Regions from separate parts of the Mus musculus genome. Here all the other regions are linked to region 2. Evidence: chromatin loops called from intact Hi-C (ENCODE). Cell type or tissue: left cerebral cortex. All regions are shown on one strand. Each heading gives the region's core, and the rest is flanking DNA. Links, peaks and the distances in the headings are about the cores only.

Region 1 (7,793 bases), core at 1,215-6,214, 520 kb after region 2:
GCTTTCTTGGTTTCCTCGATTAAATAGGCACAATAGCATTACCTTCTAGGGCTAAGGAAGAACAAAGCAAATTATTGTTTCAATGCCATTAGGTCAACGCTAGCCTCACAGTAACACCCCAGTTGATGTGAGCTGTGAATATAATTGTAATTTTAAAAGCCTGGTCAACTGCCTAGAGTAAACCAAATGTATAATTATATTTATTTTTATTTTTTCTTTATTATTTTTTTTTTACTTATTGACTTTACATCCTGCTCACTGCTCCCCTCTTGGCTACCCCCTCCCATAACCCTTCCCCCATCCCCATCCCCTTCTCTTCTGAGCAGGTAGGGTCCCCCTGAGTATCCTCCCACCCTGGCACATTAAGTCTCTGTGAGGCTAGGTGTATCCTTTCCCACTGAGGCCAGACAAAGCAGCCCTATAGAAGAACATATCCTACCTACAGGCACCAGCTTTTGGGGTAGCCCCCACTCTAGTTGCTTGGGACCTACATGAGTACCAAGCTGAACTAATCAATCCCTTACAGTATTATTGATACTCTGTTGTGCTTGCAAACAGGAGTCTAGCATGGCTGCTCTCTGAGAGGCTCCACCCAGCAGCGGACTCAACCAGAGCAGATACCCACAGCCAAACAGTGGGTGGAGCCTGGGGACTCTTATGGAAGAATAGGAGGAAGGATTGTGGCCCCTAAGGGGATAGGAACTCCACAGGAAGACCAACAGAGTCAAACACCTTTTAATCCCAAGATTAATTTATGATCAATAAAAATTACAGCAATGCTTCTATTTTTTTAATGTATGAATGGATACCATAAAGAATGATTTTAAAATATAGACTTGGCAAAAGTGCCTTATTAAGTAAAAATAGCATAAAATATTCTCCTTGTCCAAGTATGAGGGGGGAGATTTGGATTCTCAGCTCCAGTCAGATCTAGATTTATGGGATCCCCTCTGTGGCCCATCAAACCGTGTGGCTCATTAGATTCTGTACACCTGTCAGTATGCAGGGCCCAGGCCCGCCAGCTTAGGTCAGAGCTTGGCCTGGATGTATTCATTTCTAGGTTTTTATCTGATTCCAGATACTTTTACATGAAACCGTAAGTCTCTCCTCTGCACAATCTAGTTTACAGATTTCAATCATGGTTTCGGTTTTTGTCTGTGAAACACTTGTGTATTTATAACTCAAGCCCAGACATGTTACACTGTCACCCCTCTTCTGGTTAACATGTCTTCTTGGATGTCCCCAGAGAAACTTATCAAACCTAATGTAAAATGGAACTCTCCACCTTTCTAACTCTGAACTCATTAGCTGGCTCACATGCTGGATCCTCTACTGTGGTGTCTATTGTTTGGTAGATCACTGTCTCATTGTCTGAGCCACCACCACACACATACACACACAAGCACACATACACGCACACACATGCATGCACTGGGGTGTGTGTGTGTGTGTGTGTGTGTGTGTGTGTGTGTGTTTGAGACAAAGTAGCTTCACTATATAGCCCAATATAGCCTGGCTACCCTGGCACTCAATATGTAGAACAAGCTGGCCTGGAACTCCCAGAGACCTTCCTTCTGAGTGCTGGGGTTAAATGTATGTATCACCATGTTGTGTGCCCTCCTGTCATGGGGTCTTTGTCTTAAATGAACTCCTTCCTTCTCAAGCTAATCAATGCTGGTTCATGTTTCAGTTAAAGCGCCAATATCAGTCTCTATGGCCCCCTCTGGTAGGAATTGAAGTGAGGGTCACCTCAATAGACTCCCCATATCCTCTCCCATCCCAGGTCTCCAGCTAGTCACCAGAGATACCTGATATTCACGTACCTGCCAACCAGAGACTTGGAGGGGGCGGGGCTGTCTTCAGCAACTAGCTCAGGGCCTATTTCATAATAGGTGCTCAATAAAAATACGATGAAATCCTTCTCAAGCTTCTACAAGAAAATTAAATGGAATAGAAAATAAACCGGTGGGACCGTCTCATGTGAGAAGAGCAACCTTCGGAAAGAGAAAGCTTGTGTAGCCTGTGCGTAGCAGTGTGCCTTTGTGGTCTCCATGTTATATATGTGAAGTGGCAATCTCAGGCAATGTCAGACACTGAATGCTGAATACCCTTCATTCTCCGAAGGAAAGCAAATTCTAAACGCATCTTGCACTTTGTCAGCATGCAGGGAAATGATGTTGCTGCCAGTGTAAGGAGCAACAATGATATCAGCAAGATTGCCAGGGCTGAAGAAGCCAAAACATGGTCCTGTTTTAACCCAGCAGCCTCCAACCCACATCCCACCCAGCAGGAGGCCAAACCTTTAGCAAGGAAAGACATAGTTTTTTTTTTTTTTTCCAAAAGAAGGACATAGCTCTAAAGCCCATGTGCTTAAGCAAGACCACCCAAGGGTCTAAGATATTTCTTCTTCTCAGTAGACCACTGATTCTCAACCTGTGGGTCATGGCCCCTTTGGGGGGGTCACATGTCAGATACACTGCATATTTACATTACAATTCATAACAGTAGTAAAATTACAGTCATAAAGTAGCAAGGAAAATAATGTTAAGGCTGGGGTCACCACAACATGAAGTATATTAAAGGGTCACCGCGTTAGGAAGGTTGAGAACCACAGCTGTAGAAGAAGTTTTGCTTGATGAGTGAGTGCTTCTGGGACACACAAAGCCAGCTCTTGAGTTTCTGCTTCAAGCTCCAATTGTTACCAGAGAGGAACCTTGAAACGTGGCTGTGACAACTGGACACTGAAGAAGGATGGAGCACAGAAACGCTTAATTGGAACAGCATTGACTTTGTCTGCAGCAAGTATCCTTTGTGATGTTGCCCTGCATTAAAAAAATTTTTTTAATCCCCTCTTGGGTTTCATGCTTTCTGAACGAATGCTTGGAGAATAAGAATACTAGAGGAATTTCTCCAGAAACCCTGAGTGGGAAGCTTCAACACAGTGGCCAGTTGTGCTGACAGGGAATTCTAGCCAGATGGGTGGGGTGGGTGCAGGGCAGAGACAGGACTGCAGGCTCAGCAAAGCACAATGAGAACATTTGGGAAGTGTTTTCCATGAATAGAACACCCCCCCCCCTCCAACGCAGGGCCAATTGAACGGTGGAGCTCTGCTGACATCTAGTGCACAAACCCATGGAGCCTCGCTGAAACGAAGCATCTCAGGCTTAGGGATGGATGCGAGGGAGAGAAACCACAGCATGGAAAACCCTATGCGGTATCTCATTCACTTTTGCATCATTACCCTAAGAGGACGTCAGAGAAACTCATCCATTGTGTTTCATACAGGGGGAAACTGAGGATTGGAGAAAGAAATGTTGTGATTCTCAAAATGATGTATAAGAAGTGCTAGAAGAGACCACTTGAAGAAAGAAGGATTTTTTTTTTTTTTTTTTTGCTCATGTGATATGAAAGGTATGGCAGTGTCACAGCCTGCGGTTGGGGCAGTGGGAGCATGGGCTGCTGGTGACATCACCTGAGCAGTCTAGGACACAGAAGAGATTCAGTCATAACTACAAGCTTATGCCATAGGGCTCCCCCACTGTGTCCACTTCCTCCAACAAGGCCCTGCCTCTTAAAAGTCCCCAAATCTCCTAAAATAGCACAGCTAGCTGGGTATTCAAATCTATGATCCTGTGTGTGTGTGTGTGTGTGTGTGTGTGTGTGTGTGTGTGTGTGTGTGTGTGTTTGTATTTGTGTGTGTGAACCAAGTACTCAAATATATGATCCTGTGTGTGTGTTTCTGTGTGGTATGTATGAGTGTGTGTGTGTTGTGGTATGTGTATGTGTGTATGTGGCAGAAGGGGGCTAGAGGGAGAGAGGAGGAGAGGGAAAGGGAGAGGGAGAGAGGGAGAGAGGGAGAGAGGGAGAGAGGGAGAGAGGGAGAGAGAGAGGGAGAGAGGGAGAGAGGGAGAGAGAGGGAGAGAGAGGGAGAGAGGGAGAGAGGGAGAGAGGGAGAGAGAGGGAGAGAGAGGGAGAGAGGGAGAGAGGGAGAGAGGGAGAGAGGGAGAGAGGGAGAGAGGGAGAGAGAGGGAGAGAGGGAGAGAGACCTAACACCTAATAAGGGTAGAACCAAGCTGAACTGTGATCATTTCCCTCTAGTCTACATCTAGTTGGGTGAACTCAGCTGCTCACCCAACTCCAGCTTCAAAGAAAGACATCCTGCTTGGTGGCTATGAGGTCTTTTTTTTTCTCACCCATGAAGAGGTAGCCTTATGGAAACTGGGGCTGAGTCTCCTCTTTGGATAAGTTCCTAACCTGGCCTCTAAAACCACAAATTTAAAACAGCTAGTTCTCCAGGGAGTTCAAACATAGTTGGAAATGAATACAAGAGGGGGAAAACTGTAAACTCAGGAAGAATTTAAAAAGTCCCAGGCAACAAAGTCCTAAGCTAATCACACAGGCACACAAAGGGAGAGAAGGAGAGAGGAAGGGAGGGGAGGAGTCTGACCTGTAGCTAAGTGAACAGATAGATGATGTTGGTGATAAAGATGGCACAGCTAGAGACAGACATAGATAGAGGCAGGCATAGATAGAGACAGGCATAGATAGAGGCAGACAGACATAGAGACAGACAGAGACAGAGACAGGCATAGGTAAAGACAGACATAGGTAGAAACAGAGAGACATAGAGACAGACAAACAGAGAGACAGACAGGCATAGAAACAGACAGACATGGAGACAGACAAACATAGATAGAGACAGACGTAGATAACTGAAAACAAACATGCAAAAGGGTGTCTTGGAGCCCACCGCTATCCCCTGTACCTTTCCCGGATGGCAGCCATCAGCTGATATGTATTCACCTAGTGGCAGAATGAAGACCTTGGCAAGAGTCATCTGCTTGCCCTCAGGTCTCTGAGGACTTTATCTGAGGACAGCTGTTCACCCCATGGCAGAGTTCTGACCCATTTCTTACCCTTTCAAATGACTTTTAAAAGTTTAGATTCTTAGCTGAGGTGTTATAAAATCACTTTATTTTGCGTAAAATTTAATATCAAGCAGCAAAAACTAATTTTTAATAGAACAGAATGTTTAGGATAAACTCTATCTTCTTTGCTTGTCAGGGGCAATGTTGGTTTATCTTGTGGGTTTTCTAAGAGCTCGTTTACTATCAGAAACTATGTATGGTAAAGACACCATCTCAGATTTTTAAACTGTAGCTTAAAGAGCAAAGACAGTAAGACTTATTCTTCCTCTGACCCATAATCAGCATTAAACTCTCTATTATTAAAGTTGTTTTAAATCACTCATTTGAAAGTCAGATGCATTTGTGCTGAGTTCACTGGAACATCATCAACCAAAAAAAAAAAAACAAAAAACAAAAAAAAAAACAAAACCCAAAACCCCCAAAACAGCTCCAAAAAATGATTCCAGAAAATCCCAAATCAGAGGGAAATGAGTAAATGTTCACTTCCCTGGGCACTAAGTTTCAATATTTGTTGAATTCAATGTTGACATGTATTTTATTGGATTCTTAATAGCAAGAAAAAGCTTTATAACAGGGAAATCATGACAACTTACTGGAAAAAAATGTAACTATTTGTTCAACCAGAAAATTGCTGTAATTTACTGAACTCCTATCCAACCTAGGGTTTATTTTCATATCATGTTATATCTTGTCAAAAGAAAGATGCTAACTAGAAGCTTCTGGGGAGTGTATTAGGGCATCTTTCTTTGAGCAAGAAAAACAATAGAAAAGGACATCTACAAATTGTCTGTTTGAGGAACGTTAGTGCTCTGTGCTTGTAAATAAACATTCTAACAGCATCAGTAGGAACAGGGTAGCAGCTCTACTTTCCCGGGCCATCATTGACCATCGGGCAGAGGTCATCAGTCTCAGGAAAGAAGAGAAAAGAGGTGAGCAAGGGATTGTAAACTCTCTCATATGGCTGAAGAACTGGTAAGAATAGCTGAGTGACAGTGGGGGTGATGAAGCACATGGCAGCATTCTGAAGAGATCCATCTCCCATCATCCCAGCCAACTGTATGAGATAGAAATGGAGGTAGGCATCCGAAATTGGAGACTGAAATCTCCCCACACTCAAAATAAAGGCAATTAACTCAGCCTTCCAAAAAACGCAGAGCTGAATGGGGCCTCTGCAAGCTGCATTCAACTCCAGAGTTTAGGTTTAGTGTGCCTGACTCAGAACATCTGAGTTGCAAGTCAACTTTGCATTTCTTGGTGATGGATATATGTGCTTATGTGCATGGGAGTGCACAGATTTACATATCTTTTCCAGTTCGCTTATACAAAGATGAGTCAGATGAACAAATCGAAACACCAGCAAGAACCACAATCTTTCTGTTTGGTTGGTCACGTACAAGTGAGTGACAGGTACAGCCAGGACCCTGAATTTTGGAGAAGCTAACAACACCCCTTCTCCTAGATCCTCTTCACCCCGAATTCTTCTCAAGCACTTGCTCAGAACCCGCTCCCGCCTTTGCCTTGCTTTATCATCTAACCGTAGTATTTGCAACTCTTCTGGGGAGGACAGCCTTAGACCACTTTGTTGACTAATGCAGACCCCCAAAACCTATCCTCCTGAGGCAGACAGCCCTTGAGTGGTGGCTTTTCAGGGGTAGGAATGTGAAAAGGTTTTGGGTGACTTTGAGAGATGATTTACTCCAGAACTCTACTGTGGGGTTGATTACACTAAGGCTCCCTTCTGACAGGCTGTCCCCACTGCCGTCCTTAGCCTCCTCCACCTCTATCCGGTTGTCCTGCTTTCCTGCCACCTCCCAACCCTCCATTGATAACCCACACACAATTCCTTCTCTCAGGATTCTTCTGGAGCCTCTCTTGTCTCCATTCTTTTTCTTTAACATGTGAATAATAATGTTCAGTTCACACAGGGCTGTGGTCACTGGATCAGTGTGCACAGGGAAAGAGCTTACTTAGAACCATCATTGGCAACCACTGATATGTGCGTTGGGGCTAAAATGATTCCCTTGTGATGTTAATATGAGAAATAAATATAAAACCATTGTATCTTTCAGCAAGGTCTTATTTTCGGGTAGAAAAGCATAGGATTTAAAGTTTGTATAGGTCGTGTCTATTATATACACACCATATACAATATGAGATATGTATATGTTATACACACACATACTTACTCTCAAATTATTCATATACAACATGTCTTTAGGATGAAATGAGACCTCAATAACAAACCTAATCTAAACGGTGTGTGTGTGTGTGTGTGTGTGTGTGTGTGTGTAGGTGACAAAACCACTAGACCATGTGGCACAGACCCCTTAGCCATCCCAAAGAAAGACGGCAGTTGATTCAGCTGCAGCCCATCTGTCACGTGCATGGCCATGGTAAACTTGACTCTCATGGTTCATTTGTTTGCTCCATGCTGATTTGGCCCAAATTTCCGGTCTTTCCTGCAGTAACATGCCACTCCTTCCACATTGTCGACAGCAGCAGCAGCAGCAGCATCTTGGTAATCCCTCGAGGCCACATGCTTAAAATCATTTATTTCCAAGATCATATCCCCAGACCAATATATCACATTTTTGACCGTTTTTTTTTTCTTTGAAAGACCTGAAAGATCTTCTTCCCTCTAGTGCTGTCACTGTCATCTACTCCCTGGAGCTTCCTGTTTAGAGATCCTGGCTACGGACTTGCTCTTGGACTGCCTTGCCTCCTCCGTCTTCAAATCATTTGTTGGTAGAGTATTCTTCAACATACTTCAACACCTTTCCCTCCTTGCCAGCACATGTTACTCAGATTATTTAAGGCGCAAGCTCACAGCACCGGCCACGTGTTAGGTATCGTCCTAAGTGCTTT
Region 2 (7,793 bases), core at 1,496-6,495:
GATGTGCGTGCACCTGCCACAGAAGGATGGACAGGGATCAGGCGTGCGGAGAAATGGAAGCAGATGACATGGACCTCGGCCGGATTTCGGCAGGATGTGAATATGACATGACGGGCCTGCTCTCATAAGCGTCAAGCTCAGGTCTGATGGACATAATTACATGCTGCTTTGTTGCACCACACCTGACCACTTCACACAACAGTGTTCATTCAAATCTCAAGCCCAGCAGCCCCTCTTTAAGCACTGCTCCAATGAATTCTGTCTCCAAGAGGAGGACATGTGAGTTGTACCCTGGGCAGATGACTCATTACCTCTGACCCCTATCAGCTATGAAATGGAAAGGATCATGCCCAAGACTTACTTGGGGCTGGGACCTGCCAAGTTCACTGCCATCACTGTCATGGGAGCTCACGATTCTAAGTAATCATATTTGTATTCTGAGAGGTGTGGTGGAGCGGTGGAAAAGGGCGGCGCTTTCACCCCCAGAAGACAGTCTACCTCAGCTAGGCACTGTAACATAGGCTGGCCCTGAGACCTAGCCTGTGCACAGCCCTGGATAGGATGGGGAAGAATTAATGCAGGATAATGAAAACCTAGAGGGGAAGCGCAAAACAAAGATGGAGAAAGATGTAGGGGAACCAAGAATGGCTGGGGAGGATGATAGGAGAGGAAGCTTTTGACTGGGTGGGTGTGCTGAGAGGTGATGTGGGGTCCGGCAAGAAACACGGACATCTTGACATGTGTGTCTTCAACTTCCTTCCAAAGGAAAGTAAACATGTTTTAGATTCACAAAGTATGTGTGTCATCCTCTTGAGTGTAAAATAATTGGTATTGGGCATTTCCCAGTGACAATGTCCAGTGGCAAGGCAAATGCCAGACCCGTGTTTGGGTTCTCTCTGTAACAGTATGCTGTCTGGAAAGGCTGACCTCCTTATCTCAGGATTGGTGGTTTTAATTGCTTAAGGCACCTTTCAAATGAAGGAAAACGGAGTGTGTGTATATAAAGCCTTCGACTGACTGGGATATCTCCTCACTGTATCTGTATGCATTTAAAACAATGAAATATAGAAAACTTCATGTATGTATGAAGTTCTAATAATACATAAGAAAACGAAATCCAACTGTGTATCCTTTTTCTGTAAAAATCAGCCCAGAATCTCCTGAAGATAGAGGAGCCAGAGGAAATAAGAGCTGTGTCATTGACCAAGCCTCTGGCACGCCTATACAGATGGACATTTGTCACACACCTCTGCTCCAGAGAAGCCGCCTTCACCCAGGGGCAGATAAGCAGAGCACTAGATTTCCTTACCACCTTTAAATTTAACAATGCCCTTTCTATATTATCTTACTTTTAACTGTTCTGTCAAGAATTGATTCTCTTCCCCCACGCGATACTCACCAAACCTACCACCTTTCATTGCTGGTTCTCTCGAGGGCCAGAGGCAGAGAGCTCTGGGGCCTGCTCTTTAAGCACACAGTGCCAAGGTTCAGACCATGTTTATCGGGGTTGCTGCCTCTGCTAGTTTCCTTTTAGAGCATAGTACTTCTTGTTAAACATCCAAAAGCAATGGCAGTAAGCACCCAATAGCTAGAAAAGCAACCTAAAAGCAAACTTTAAAGAAATAAACCGCCTGCCCGATTTGATACCTTCAAAACATAGCTACTGTTGCCGAGAGTTGGCCATGTGCCAGTGTTGTGCTGCCTGTTCTTTGCTGGTGTTTTGTTTTGTTTTATTCTGTTTGGTTGAGACAAGCTCTCTCGGTGGAGTCCAGTCTGGCTCAGAACTCTCTGTTTCACGGGCTGGCCTCAAACTCACAATCCCCCTGCCTCAGTACTCATGTACCCGCAATGCTAGGATTATAGGCATGGGCCATCACATGCAGTCCATCCTTGCATTCAATCCTCCCCAGCACCCTGAGGCATCCAGTGCTTCCGCTTTCCACATGGGAGGGTTGGGCTGAGATGGGTCCTGGTCCTGATGGGAGCGTTTGCCAGTGCCTTGACTCTTTTCTGAACGTTGGATCCAAAGCCAGGGAGAACAGTGGTAAGCCCTCTGCAGAACCATGTCTGGTCTCAGGGGACACACTCTGTCTCAGCCATGACCCTTGCAGCTTCTGGACCATCCCCCTTGCATTGGCATGGTAGCCTCAAGCCTTTCTCCCTCACTTATGGTGACTATGTGTTCTCCCCATTGCCCTCCTAACAACACTTTGCTAGTCCTTCACCCAGCATCTCCATGAAGAATTAATGGGCATCTTCTGCTCCAAACTACGGCTCTAAGGAAACATAGTGATGAACCAAAGAGTTTATTTCTTTGTAGGTCATTTTCAGCACTCATGGGTGCAGACAGAATATAAGTAAATACTACCCTGCAACTTATTTTGAAATTCAATGACCTCTAGGATTTAAACCTTCTACATCCACCTTAGGGTGTAATGTGGTAGACACTTAACACTGATGGAATGCTCCAAGCCCTAAGCAAGTATTCTAGTCCATAAATGGTGCTACAGCCTGTCCTCCAGAGTCTAGGCAGGTGTAAGCAGCCCCTTCAAACCCTTAGCAAGGCTGTGACTCACTAAGTAGAGAAGCAGAGTCCCCACCACCACCCCACCTGCCCTCATGCCTTAGAGGACCTAAGGGGTCGGGAAAAATGAAAATAACCATGGCAGTAGTGTGTACAAGGCTCATGGTAAGAGCTTTTACCTTGCACTCTACTGACTAAGGTCATTCTGCTACTGCCACTCCCTCTCACGACCCTCCGTGAGAAAACAGAAGCACACGATAGTTTGCCAATGTTACCAAGCTCAGGCAGGACCTCAACTACTTGTCCCCAGAGTCCATGCCAAAACCTCTCTGCACCGTCTCTGGAGGCCCACTTCCCTGTAAATGCTCACTCATCCCTGATAGCCACATGGAGGGGCTTTTCATTCCAGTGGCCCGCTGACTGATCTGACTCAGCCCAGCTCTGTTGTAAGTCCCTGGGCTCTGTGTGTCCACTATGTGCTGCAGTCGCCCTTACCTGGCTGAACCAGTGAGTACCAGGGTTGCTGTAGTCCTGGGCAGCGCTTGCTGAGTTCAGAGATGCTACTTTTTATGTAAAAGAAGATTGACATGGATGAAGAGTCTACAGACAGGCAAAGGACAGCCTCAATTGTATATGACTGTCCTGTGGCTATTGCTGCCACCTCCTCCTCCTCTTCCTCCTCTTCTTCCTCCTCCTCCTCCTCTTCCTCCTCTTCCTCTTCCTCCTCTTCTTCCTCTTCCTCCCCCCCTCCTAACCAGTTCTGTCCACCAGTGTGACACAGCAGGTGTGTGTTCTGAGTGTAAGGAGCCCAGCACACTGCTGCCTCTTTCTCAGAATGCCTTTTAAGTCCAAGCTTGTACCTGAGTATGACCAGAGAAAGTCCATTGTCCTTCCCATTCATTTCCACTATTTTTGTGTTGTCTTCAGCCCCAGGCTCCCAGCTATTCATATTTTCTTGAATTGTGCTGTCACCCCATTGTTGTCACTAGAGACTAACTTTTGCTTCAGTGACACAGCTCTTCCATAAAGAGCCTTAAGAAACCTGTCAGGCCTCACTCACTGCATTCTTGACTCCAGCCAGCAGAGGGCTCTGCTCACCATAGTCTCTCCCTGGACTCAAGCACTCAGGCAGGGCAGGGCATCTGAAATTGCTGCAGCTCCATTGCTGCAGCTCCAGAGAAGAGCCACAAATTACAGACCGGCTGTTAACACTCTTCCTGGAAGGAGTGCCCGTGACCTCGGCTTGCTTTCCACCAGGCAGAAGTAGTCAGACCACAGCCAAGTTCATGGTTTGTTATACATACACACAGCATCCTGTGTGCCTGAAAGACAAAACGGAATATTTGAAAATGGCCTTTATAAATCCAAAAGTGTCATGTTCTATCATGAACTGTAATTCGCAAGCCATTTTCCTGCTCTTGGGTAGAAGCAGCAAGCTATGAGATTTAGAACTTACATTTGGATGGTTTTATGACATCACTCCAAGTAACAGTTGGTTGTCTGGACCTGAGATACCTAGTGTACGCAGTCCCCCCACCTCTCTCTTGCATAGATATGCACGCACACACCCACACACAGTCTGCTGCCAGTCCCTATAGCAGCTGCTCCATCCTCACACTGCCTGGTTCTGTCTTACAGTGAAGCGACTGTAAATCAGACATCCTGTCACATCACTGCAGGGTCCTGACCACCTCTGTGGGAGCTTCCTGTTTCCCAGTGAAGAATGTATAAGAAGAGCATCTGTCTTCTAAGGCAGCCAGTCACAGCTGCACACATGCTAAACACATCCATGCACTCACAGCCGATCACCTGTTCGCCCTGCGGCGATGGAAGATCAGACGCTAAAGCTCCGCTGCGGGATGCAACCAAAAATACCTGTGTCCTCGGCTTTGCATGTTTTTCCGTTGAGCTTGTCATCTTAGGCACCAGCCTCCTCCCTACCCAGCCATCAACTCTTCGTCTGTCACAGAGAATGTCTTTTGCACCCAACACCTAAAATGCCAACCGTCCCCTCTGCACAGCCAAACATCAGCATTCACACCCTTATGACATTTGTGCTGCTCTTAGTGCAGTGGTGGTGTTTCCCAACTATAAAATGTCTTCCGTTACTCCAAGTCAAAGGAATATGGTGGTGTAGACATTGAATTATCGTGTACTTTCAACAAAGTAAAATGTTAGTTGTCTTGGATCATTGTGTTTAGCTAAAACATAATGACTGAAAAGACTAGCCGAAGTTAAGTTGAAACTACAAAGTAGATCCCTACTGGGGTATGATGAAAAGAAGGGAAGGGCTAGGCTCATGCCAACCAGCCAAGAAGCGATGAGGAACAGGAGCCTCCAAGCTCAGACATGGCTCAGAGATGCTGGGTACCACGAGGCTCAAACAGTGCAGTGGAGAGAGAGGCCAAGAGGAAACAGCCTCAGCTGTAGTTCAGCGAAGAAATGTGTTTACTTGTGGGTGTATGGGGAGTAACAGCTACCCCGCAGAAGGAGAGCTAGCACAGGCAGGAACTGAGCGGTACCACAGCATGTCTGGGACTTCAGAGGTTCTAATTCCGGGACTGCCTGTGGTAACTGTAGTCCCTTTGAAAGTCACCGCACGCACCTTCCAAGACTGTGAGGCTCTGTAAATCGGAGTCGCATAAGCTATTCTGTGCCTCGTAAGGAAGTCACGAAAGTGAAGTAAGATGTATAAAACTGCCCAGGACAGGGACTGCCAGTAGTTAGGCTTTGTAAAATGTGTCCTAAAGAGTCGTAGATTTCAGGTGCTGAGGATTTGGGGATGAGGTCCCAGGACTACAAACTGACTGGGCCAGGGCTCACTGCAATGGAGAGCTGATGAGAATCAAGCATGAAGCACAGTTGGCCTGGGAAGTGACATCGGTTCCTTTGTAACAAGGTTGAGGATGCTGACTATAGACAACACAGGGAGCCTTGAACACATTGTGCTGGTCACAAAAGGACAAAACACTGTATGGTTGTACACATGCCAGGTACCCAGAGTACTCAGGCTCATAGAGATACAGCACAGATTGACAGGGGCTTGGGGTGGGAGGGTGGGAAGTTCTTGTTTTATGAATAGAGAGTTTCGGTTTTTGCAAACTTTGTCTCTTCAGACAGTGCTAATGGCTACATAATAGTGGGATGTACTTACTGCAATGAATCAACTGCACACTGTGGCCGCTCCCCTAGCCCCGAACTGGGGTTTAATACAGGACATCTACATGCTAGAGAAGCCCTCAACCCTTAAGCTAAGGCATTTTAAGAGAGCTAATTTCAGTGTTTAAAAGGCATTCTGTATGAGGTGTATGGTCCCAGTGTGCTGTGCCGTGTGGATGTCAGATGTGAACAGTAAGGAAAAGGGCATACAGAAAGATATGAGAAACCCTGTGATAGCTTCAGACTTTAAATCTTTACCAATTCCTGGCAAACAAAAATTATTATTCTTTTTTTTTTTTTTTTTGAGACAGGGTTTCTCTGTGTAGCCTTGGCTGTCCTGGAACTCACTCTGTAGACCAGGCTGGCCTCGAACTCAGAAATTTGCCTGTCTCTGCCTCCCAAGTGCTGGGATTAAAAAAAATTATATTTATAGTGAACAACATTGTGCTGTTCTGTTTGAAATGTGGGTACTTACGAAGTGATTACATTAGACTGGCATAGCCATTCACTTCTCATAGGCAGATTTAATTTGGAATCTGTGCTAGCAGCAATTTTCAAGTGTGCAGCACATTATTATTCACTATAGACCCTGTCTTGTACAGTGATCTCTTAAACTCTTCCTCCCACCCATGTGTCTATCTATGCTATGTTTTGACCAACTTTTAGAATCCTCCCATTTACAATATTCCTTAGTAAATCTAAAACTGTTCCTTAAAGGCTATTTTTTTAAGATTTATTTATCTTTATGCACATTTGGTGTTTTGCCTGTGTGCATGTCTGTGTGAGGGTGTCAGACCCTCTGGAACAGGAGTTACAGACAAGTGTGAGCTGCCACGTGGGTGCTGGGAATTGAACCTGGGCCTTCCAGAAGAGCAGCCAGTGCTCTCACACATCAACCCATCTCTCCAGCCCCTAAAGGTTATATTTTAAAGATTCAGGAAATGAAAAGAGCTGGGTAGAGTAAGAAATGGCTGGCATTGCTGAAAAGACCTTAGTTAACATGAAAACGGGTTACACATGTGGAAGGAAGAGAGGGGCTTCAAAACTGGGATGACTGGTCACAGTGATGGGCTCATGGTGCCTACCAACCTGGCTGGAAAAGGGCCAGGTCACCCAGCGAGAGTGTGTCCCACTCTTCTCACTCTGCCCATGTAGCAGGAAGCCACAGAGCAGACACACTGAGCGGTCCTGTGCCTCCTGTGCCATGGGAGAGCTACTCCACCCACATGCTTGCACACTATTAGAGCAGAGCAGGACACTGACAGGGAGAGATGGACATAATGCATAGCACAGAGCATGAGGTGCAGGCTATAGGTGGTCTGCTGCAGACCCACTGTGCAGGCTGCAGGCTAGGTGGTCTGCTGTAGACCCAGTATGCAGGCTATAGGCAAGGTGGTCTGCTGCAGACCCAATGTGCAGGCTATAGGCAAGGTGGTCTGCTGCAGACCCAATGTGCAGGCTGCAGGCCAGGTGGTCTGGTGCAGACCCAATGTGCAGGCTGTAGATTAGGTGGTCTGCTGCAGACCCACTGTGCAGGCTGCAGGCCAGGAGGTCCACTGCAGACCCAGTGTGCAGGCTGCAGGCTAGGTGGTCTGGTGCAGATGCAAAATTTCAGGATTCAACTTGCCAAGTATTGATAGAGCAAGCCAACCAGCTGTCAGTTTTATAGGATTGTGTATCTTAAATCTCATCTTGTTATTGTCCCTAAAAATCCTTAGAAAGTCTTGGTGAAACAGATTCAAATACAACACATTTTTACCACCCACAAAATTCTGGTTTGGGTATATTTGCATGTTGCTTTAATTATCATAATAACTAATATTATTGTCACAATAGCATAAAGAGCAAATAAAGTCACATGAGTAATAATGACAATAGAAGAAATCAAACTATGATTGTCCTGTCATAGTTATGGAAGAATGACCTGTAAAATTTTAAGTTCCTCTTATAACAGCTGTCAAAGCAGATGGGATCAAAGCACAAAGGTTTGGGTCAAGTACATGGTGGTAAAGTGAGTGCCTGTAACCTGGTCCAGGCAGAAGTGCTACAGCAGAGGGTGGCAGAGAAGAATGCAGAGCTGAGGTGGGCACAGGCCAGCCTTAACATGTGC
Region 3 (7,793 bases), core at 1,215-6,214, 190 kb after region 2:
AGGAGGTGTAGTTTTCCTCTCTGGGTTTTATGGAGAGTTCCTTTACCCTTCTGTGTTAGCCTCTTAAAGTACTGCGACAACCTTAAAAGGGCACAGGAAAGGGCGACTGGGGAGGCCCGGCGCAGCTCAACAAAGACAGGCCTGGAACCTCCGTCTTCTCGGCCACGTGGCCAGGGCCTGCCTCCGATCAATGCCGGGACGTACCTGCGCTTGTGTCCGAGGCAGCAGCACGGCTGGGCAGTGGGGACCGGCTCGGGTGGATCGGCCTGCAGAGGGAAAGGGCGGTGGTCAGGGTGCCCGGGTCGGACGGCACAGAGGACTTTGTGTCTCGCGCAGCCCCGGGCTGGACACTGCCGCCCGCCCCGCGGGCCGCTGAGAACTGCTCTACCCCTCCGTTCTGGCCGCCGGGAGCAGCTGAGCTCGGGGCGGGCAAAGCTCGAGGGGACACGGGGACATCCTGACACCCTCCCACGAGGACACTCACCACCAAGGCCGGGACCGAAAGACCGAGCCGCTGCGCGCTGCGTTAATACAGCCATCCGGGAGAGGGGCGGAGCTGCCCCCCCCCCCCGAGACCTGCAACCAATCAGAGGGCCGCTTGGAGGGGGCAGAACAGGAAAAGGAGAGCAGCCAATCGTCAGAAGGATTGTAGGCGTGGCTGGTATGGGAAGCCAATCGTCGGGACGTTTCGGACCCGGTAGGGTGGGGCCGTTGACTTCCAGCAGCAGGTTCTCCACCCACTGCGGTGTTGGAAGCGTTGAGGCTGTGCTCAGTGGAAACCTTCCTTTCCTGAAGCTATGCCGGTGCTAGGTGTGTTCCGACTTAGATCCCTTCTTGTTCAGCTAGTTCACTCCCAGGGCCCCTCCTTAACCCTGAGAGGAGCTGCCTTTTTCTGTGTTCCTGGAGAGTAATATCAAGGAGAAATGTTGCTGGAGATGTGAGGCAGTTAGTTCTCAACAGAGCTCTACCACAGAGCTACCTCCTCAGCCCGTACCATTAATTTTGAGTCAGAGTCTCTCTTAGGTGCCCACACTGCTTTCTAACTTACTGTGTAGCTAGTTCAGGGTATTCATCAAACTTGTTATCCTCAGTGCTACGTGCTAGGATTGCTGGCATGCATGCCACTCTCCACCTAGGCTATACCTTTGTCTTGTTTTTAGTGGTCCTGGGTTAAAAGTAGAGCCTGGCGTCTCAGATCCCAAACCCTTTTATTACTTTGAAACTAGGTCTCACTAAATTTCCCAGACAAGACTGGAACTTTCCGTCCTTCTGCCTCAGCTTCCTGAGTAGAAGGGACGACAAATTTTCACCACCAGGCCTGGATATGTGCTTAACTTATTTTAATGAGAATTTCCACGGTCTGAGATGATTTTATTGGCAAGGTTTTTAAAATAATAATAATAATAATAATAATAATAATAAAATTATTTTTTTAATTTGAAGAAATTAAATTTCCAAACTTATATTAAAACTAAAAATGTTCAAAGAGCCACGTGCCTGCGTTCTTCTCTCGGCTAAAAGCCAGCCATTCATTCCAGACCTGGCGCATCTATCGTCTTGGTCTGTTGGGGGAGGGGGGGTATTTTAAAGCAAATCTCAAGCTTGGTTTGTTTCACCTCTTAATATTTCAGTATTTATTTCAAAAGAAAAGAGGCCATCTTGCCTGAGGACAATGCCAATGTGATTGCTAGAATAAACAGCCGCTCCAAGTTCACAGCAAGACTATTCTGATACAATGTTACTTTACAATGAGTTCGTTTGAATAAGGACTCTAAGTCTATTCATCATGCTCGCCTGTGTTTCTTTACAGCCACTTTTAGTCTAGATAAAAAAAATGATGACCTGCTTTGTCAACTTGCTTTGACTTTTTAGATAACTTTTTGAGATTGAACCCAAGTGTTATAGGTCACCCTTTTAAGTGTACAAATCGGTGTTTTTAAATATTCCTCAAGGTTTTATAATCATCTCCATTGTCTACTCCCAGATCATTTTGCAGTCAGCGTCTTATTGGAAAAAGAAGCCCCATGGGGCTGGAGAGATGGCTCAGCAGTTAAGAGCACTTGCTTCTCTTGCGGTTCCTCGCACCCACTACCTGCAACGCCAGGCTCCAGCTCCACAGTCCCCTTTGGACAACAACAAGTTCACACAAACACACACACATAACAGTAAATAATAATACATTTTTTTTTTAAATTGGAAACCGTCTCTTCTAGATTTTTTGTAGGCATGGAATCACACATGTGACCTTTTTTGTTGTTGTTATTTTGAGATAGGGTTTCTCTGTGTAATCCTGACTGTCCTGAAACTTGCTTTTTAGACCAGGCTGTCCTTGAACTCACAGAGATCCTTCTGCCTTGGCCTCCTGAGTGCTGAGATTAAAGGCGTGCCCCCACCACTGCCAGGTCATACTTGGTTCTTTTAAAACTAGATTTTCTTCATTTGAAACTTGCTTTTAAGCTTTTTTCATGTTGTGTCATGCAACATGTCTTATAAGGAACAGCAATCTGTTTAGCCATTCTTCCGACTTTGTGTAGTCTGTTATCTGGATCCTGTAGTCCTGGGTAACTTTGAATCCCTCGAATGTAGCCACAGCTAGCCTTGACCCCCTGATCTTCCTGCTTGCAGGGATTACAGGCAGACACAGACAACCACACTCTAGTTTTTAACTCTAGAGACCAGACCATTCCTCAGAAGTTTGCCTCTTATAGGGTTTGACTGATTATTTATTTATTTATGCTGTTATTATTTTTGTTTTTCACATAAACTTGAGAGAAATGTCATGTTCTTGAAGGTTTGACTGTTAAACTTTAGTGCAAGAAATGAATCCCCTGGTCTACTTGCTAGAGGTCCAGAGTTCCAGGCTGCCGGGCGGTGGTGGCGCACGCCTTTAATCCCAGCACTTGGGAGGCAGAGACAGGTGGATTTCTGAGTTCGAGGCCAGCCTGGTCTACAAAGTGAGTTCCAGGACAGCCAAGACTACAGAGAAACCCTGTCTCGAAAAACCAAAAACAATGCCGGGCATGGTGGCGCACGCCTTTAATCCCAGTACTTGGGAGGCAGAGGCAGGCAGATTTCTGAGTTCAAGGCTAGCCTGGTCTACAGAGTGAGTTCCAGGACAGCCAGGGCTATACAGAGAAACCCTGTCTCAAAAAAACAAAAACACAAAAACAAAAACAAAACAAACAAACAAACAAAAAAAACCAAACAGAGTTCCAGACCATATTACCAGACAGTGGTTAAACAGGAAAAAAAAAAAAGATTTATTTTTATTTTTTATGTGGGGGCATTTTGCCTGCTTGTCAGTCTGTGTACCATGAGTGTGCCTGATGGCCAGGAGGCCAGAGAGGGTATCAGATTACCAGATGGCTGCTGGGTGGCACCTTGGGTTTTCTAGAAGAGCAAACAGTACTCTTAAGTGCTGAGCCATTTCTCAAGTCCTGGAGAGTGACTTTAAATGCTCTCTGGGGGAGCCTGGTACTCTGCATCTTTAACACACCAGTTGCTCGGTTCTCAAATACTGAACATAGTTTGGACACTTATAAAAACACTATTTAAAAAAATTCCTAAGTGTCCCTAAATTTTGACTCTAGCAGAACTTAGCATTACATAGGAAATGCCAAACAAACATCTGTCCGGTCTCTAATACTTTTAAAACATAAATTTGCGAATACCACTTTTAGAATTACTACAAAAGGGCCTAAGCTCGGAGGTAAAGCTGGGCTTTGAAAGAATGCTGGCCAGGAGAATTCTGTGTGGTGTTTATTAACCTCCCTGCTCTGAGCCAAGTTAGCTTTATAGGTGATGAAAGCCAGAGGGCCTCTAATAACTAATCTATTGTACATGTCTTTTAGCATTGACCTCTATATTTACAAATGCAGTCTGATTAGTTAGATAAGGGAAATTGATTTTATTGGGAAGGGGGAGAGCTACAGTGGACTTGTGGGTGTCAGACAGGGCAACTCTGGGGAGTTGGCTCTCCTCTTCCACTTTGGGGTTCAGGGACCTAAGTCGGCTCACCAGGCTTGGCTATAAAAGCGTGTGCTTGCTAACTAGGCCTTTCTCTCCAGCGCAACTGTGAGGAACCTGAAATACTGACTCTGATACCACTTTGGTTTTGTTCTTGTTTTGATTTTTAGGTTTATTTATTTATTTATTTATTTAGTATATAGCAGGCCAGAAGAGGGCACCAAATCTGATTATAGGTGGTTCTTTTAGGGGGCTGTAGTGGGTTGAATGAGAATGGCTGCCATAGACCCTTGTTTGAATGCTTGATCACCAGTTGGTAGAACTGTTTGGGAAGGATTAGGAGGTGTGGCCTTGTTGGAGGAGGTGTGTCACTGAGGGCTTTGTGGTTTTGAGGTCCCAGAAGCCCACAAAATTCCCCTGGACTGTTTCTTTGCCTTGTGCTTGTTGTCTCAACACTAGCTTTCAGTTATTTCTCCAGTGTCATGCATGTGTACTTACCGGCAAGCTGCCTTCCATGACGGCTGAACCGTGAGCTTCCAAATTAAATGCTTTCTTTTATAAGTTGCATTGGCCATGGTGTCTTGTTGCAGCCATAGAAAAGTAACTAAGACAGGATCTTTAAGAAAACAAGATATGAAAATTCTTGCTAGTGTATGCAATGGTGTCAGCATTTGGGGGCTGATTATGAGATGGATCCCTGGGTATGGCAGTCTCTAGATGGTCCATCCTTTCGTCTCAGCTCCAAACTGTGTCTCTGTAACTCCTTCCATGGGTGTTTTGTTCCCAATTCTAAGAAGGGGCAAAGTGTCCACACTTTGGTCTTTGTTCTTCTTGAGTTTCATGTGTTTTGCAAATCGTATCTTATATCTTGGGTATTATAAGTTTCTGAGCTAATATCCACTTAACAGTGAGTATATATCATGTGAGTTCTTTTGTGATTGGGTTACCTCAGTCAGGATGATGCCCTCCAGATCATCCATTTGCCTAGGAATTTCATAAATTCATTCTTTTTAATAACTGAGTAGTACTCCATTGTGTAAATGTACCACATTATCTGTGTCCATTCCTCTGTTGAGGGGCATCTGGGTTCTTTCCAGCTTCTGGCTATTATAAATAAGGCTGCTATGAACATAGTGGAGCATGTGTCCTTGTTACTGGTTGGAACATCTTCTGGATATATGCCGGGACACCATTGCATACACTAGCAAGATTTTGCTGAAAGGACCCTGATATAGCTGTCTCTTGTGAGGCTATGCCGGGGCCTAGCAAAACACAGAAGTGGATGCTCACAGTCAGCTATTGGATGGATCACAGGGCCCCCAATGGAGGAGCTAGAAAAAGTACCCAAGGAGCTAAAGGGATCTGCAACCCTATAGATGGAACAACAATATGAATTAACCAGTACCCCCGGAGCTCGTGTCTCTAGCTGCATATGTATCAGAAGATGGCCTAGTCGGTCATTAGTGGAAAGAGAGGCCCATTGGTCTTGCAAACTTTATCTGCCTCAGTACAGGGGAACGCCAGGGCCAAGAAGTGGGAGTGGGTAGGTAGGGGAGTGGGGGGGGGGTATGGGGGACTTTTGGGATAGCATTGGAAATGTAAATGAAGAAAATACCTAATAAAAAATAATAATAATAATAAAAAAAAGAAAATAAGACATGGATCCTAGGAAAAAGGAAAATAACAACAACTGTCTGAAGGAGGTTTATACCAAGTCCCTGAAAGGGAATCGCTAATCCTAAGCAATGACTTCCATTCCTCCTTGGCTCTCCTGACCTCATTAGCCTGATGTGGATGGAGAGTGGGGTTATGCAGTAGTATAACTAAAACAGCTTCTAATCTTTGAAAACGCCATGCATCCCTCTAAGTAAGAGAATATAACAAGCCTCAGCAAATATCAATATTTTTGCCAATTCTGTTTCATCTGGTACCCACCTCATCTTCACTCCAGTTTTTGCAAAACTCCCTGAATTTGAAGATCTCAGTTGTCTTTAATTTTTTCCTTTAGTTTTGAGTTTCATACATGTATATAGTAAAATACTATATTTATTGCTATTGTCCCTTCTAATTTCCCCGCAACAGCCTCAAGAAGTTCTTCCAACTTCATGTCTAAAAAACAAAACAAACCAACCAAACAAACAAACAGACTTCACTAAGAGCAATTAGTGTTGTCCACGGGTGTGGGGCCATCGGCTGCAGCATGAGAATCCTACCAGTGGGCATATCCCTCTCTAAGCACTGTCATTGGCCAAAGATTCCTCAGAAGGGGTGGGGCCTGGAGAGCACCTACCTATCGCCTCTATTTGGGGATTCAAATTTGTCTTTTATAGTGACTTTCTTTGAGCTAAAATATAAACTAAAAGCCAGACATGGTGGTGCATGCCTTTAATCCCAGTACTTGGGAAGTAGAGGCAGGTGGATTGCTATGAGTTTGAAGACCGTCTGGTCTACGTTGGGAGTTCCAGGCCAGCCAGGGCTATACATAGTGAGATCCTGCCTCAAAACAATAAGAGAGGGGGAAGAGAGGGGGAGTGAAAAGACGAGAAAGGGGAGGGAGAGAGAGAAGGAGAAGGGAGAGGAGGGAGAGGAGAGGGACAGGGAGAAACTCTAAACAAGACAGTATAGCATCTGGTATGCGCGCGCTTAAGTCTCTTATAGCATCTGTCTGTCCTTATTCAGTTCCTGATCTGTTATGGAAATTGGATGGTCCTGCAAAATGACCTTTGACCCATACTTGTTTTACAGTTTCTTCTGCTATTTCTTTGTTGATCATGTTTTCCTATTTCCTAGCTTAATGAGAATAAGATTGAATTTTGGGGCAATAAGACTTCTGCTTCTTAGTACCTCCTGTCACATGGTTCTTTGAGACAAGTGGACCCACATTCTCTAGGCCTCCTTAGTGGGCTCAGAATATCTATCTAATCCCTGCAGTGGATTCTCATCACTCCTGTGTTTGCTTTGCATTTTTTCCTTCCTTCCTTCCTTCCTTCCTTCCTTCCTTCCTTCCTTCCTTCCTTCCTTCCTTCCTTCCTTCCTTCCTTCCCTCCCTCCCTCCCCCCCCCCCCTCCCTCCCTCCCTCCCTCCCTCCCTCCCTCCCTCTCTCTCTCTCTTTCTTTCTTTCTTTCTTTCTTTCTTTCTTTCTTTCTTTCTTTCTTACTTTCGACAGAATTCAGGTAACCCAAGGTGGCCTCAAACTCACCTTGTAGCCTTGAATTCAGGATCTTCCTGTCTCCACTTCTACCAAGTGCCGGGATTACAGGCATTAACCACTATGCCTGGTTTCCTTTTCCACTTTTTAAGTAAATATCCATTTCTGTTTTTGTTTTTTGTTTTTTGTTTTTTTTTGAGACAAGGTTTCTCTGTATAGCCCTGGCTGTCCTGGAACTCACTTTGTAGACCAGGTTGGCCTCAAACTCAGAAATCTGCCTGCCTCTGCCTCCTGAGTGCTGGGATTAAAGGCATGCTCCACCATGCCGGGCTTCTGTTTATTCTTTACACATTTTATGTAATCAGTAGCTGTGAAATAGTTATTTATTTATTTTGCAGTGCCGTGGATCAAGCTCATAGTCTTGTACAAGTCTCTACTTGCCTCCTTAGCCACTGTTTTTCTTTCTTTTTTTTTCTTTTTAAGATTCATCAACCCTTTTGCACTAGTGGCCGGGCCTCTCTAGAGGGAAGAGCGTTCTCTCAAACGGTTTGGTTCCGTAGAAAACAGTTTATATAGGAATAGCAGCCCAGATTCTTTTTTCTTGCCCATTATGAAGTTTAGCAGGAAAACTTTTAATTATGATGAGGTAAATTCTGAATTGCTGGGGCTGGTGAGATGG

The links. Peaks named below come from ENCODE experiments on the same cell type or tissue, not always from the same donor. Only the 100,000 strongest peaks of a DNase experiment are listed, where the experiment ranks them.
Region 1: a loop joins it to region 2, with 7 times the contacts of the local background. A loop is called at or near these places in 15 of 42 quality-filtered maps.
Region 3: it touches region 2 in a loop (3-fold over the local background); 14 of 42 quality-filtered maps call a loop at or near these places.

What each region holds. Positions count from the first base shown.
Region 1 is chr5:73,757,174-73,764,966 of GRCm38, reverse strand. No RefSeq gene overlaps it. Among named protein-coding and RNA genes, the nearest start is that of Gm34960, 44 kb to the left of the region's middle. In left cerebral cortex, for the core only: CTCF peaks have their summits at 2,919 and 3,127 (motif pointing left); DNase peaks (open chromatin) are centred at 3,010 and 6,161; H3K27ac peaks cover 1,113 bases.
Region 2 is chr5:74,273,764-74,281,556 of GRCm38, reverse strand. The region is part of intron 5 of Scfd2 (Sec1 family domain containing 2); the gene reads left to right. Among named protein-coding and RNA genes, the nearest start is that of Gm32064, 39 kb to the left of the region's middle. In left cerebral cortex, for the core only: a CTCF peak has its summit at 3,609 (motif pointing right); DNase peaks (open chromatin) are centred at 3,611 and 4,090; H3K27ac peaks cover 623 bases.
Region 3 is chr5:74,085,831-74,093,623 of GRCm38, reverse strand. Dancr (differentiation antagonizing non-protein coding RNA) reads right to left here and starts at 564. Exons shown (of 1, transcript NR_145133.1): 1 at 1-564. Snora26 (small nucleolar RNA, H/ACA box 26) reads right to left here and starts at 94; the gene lies at 1-94. In left cerebral cortex, for the core only: a CTCF peak has its summit at 4,169 (motif pointing right); no DNase peak of the experiment used is centred there.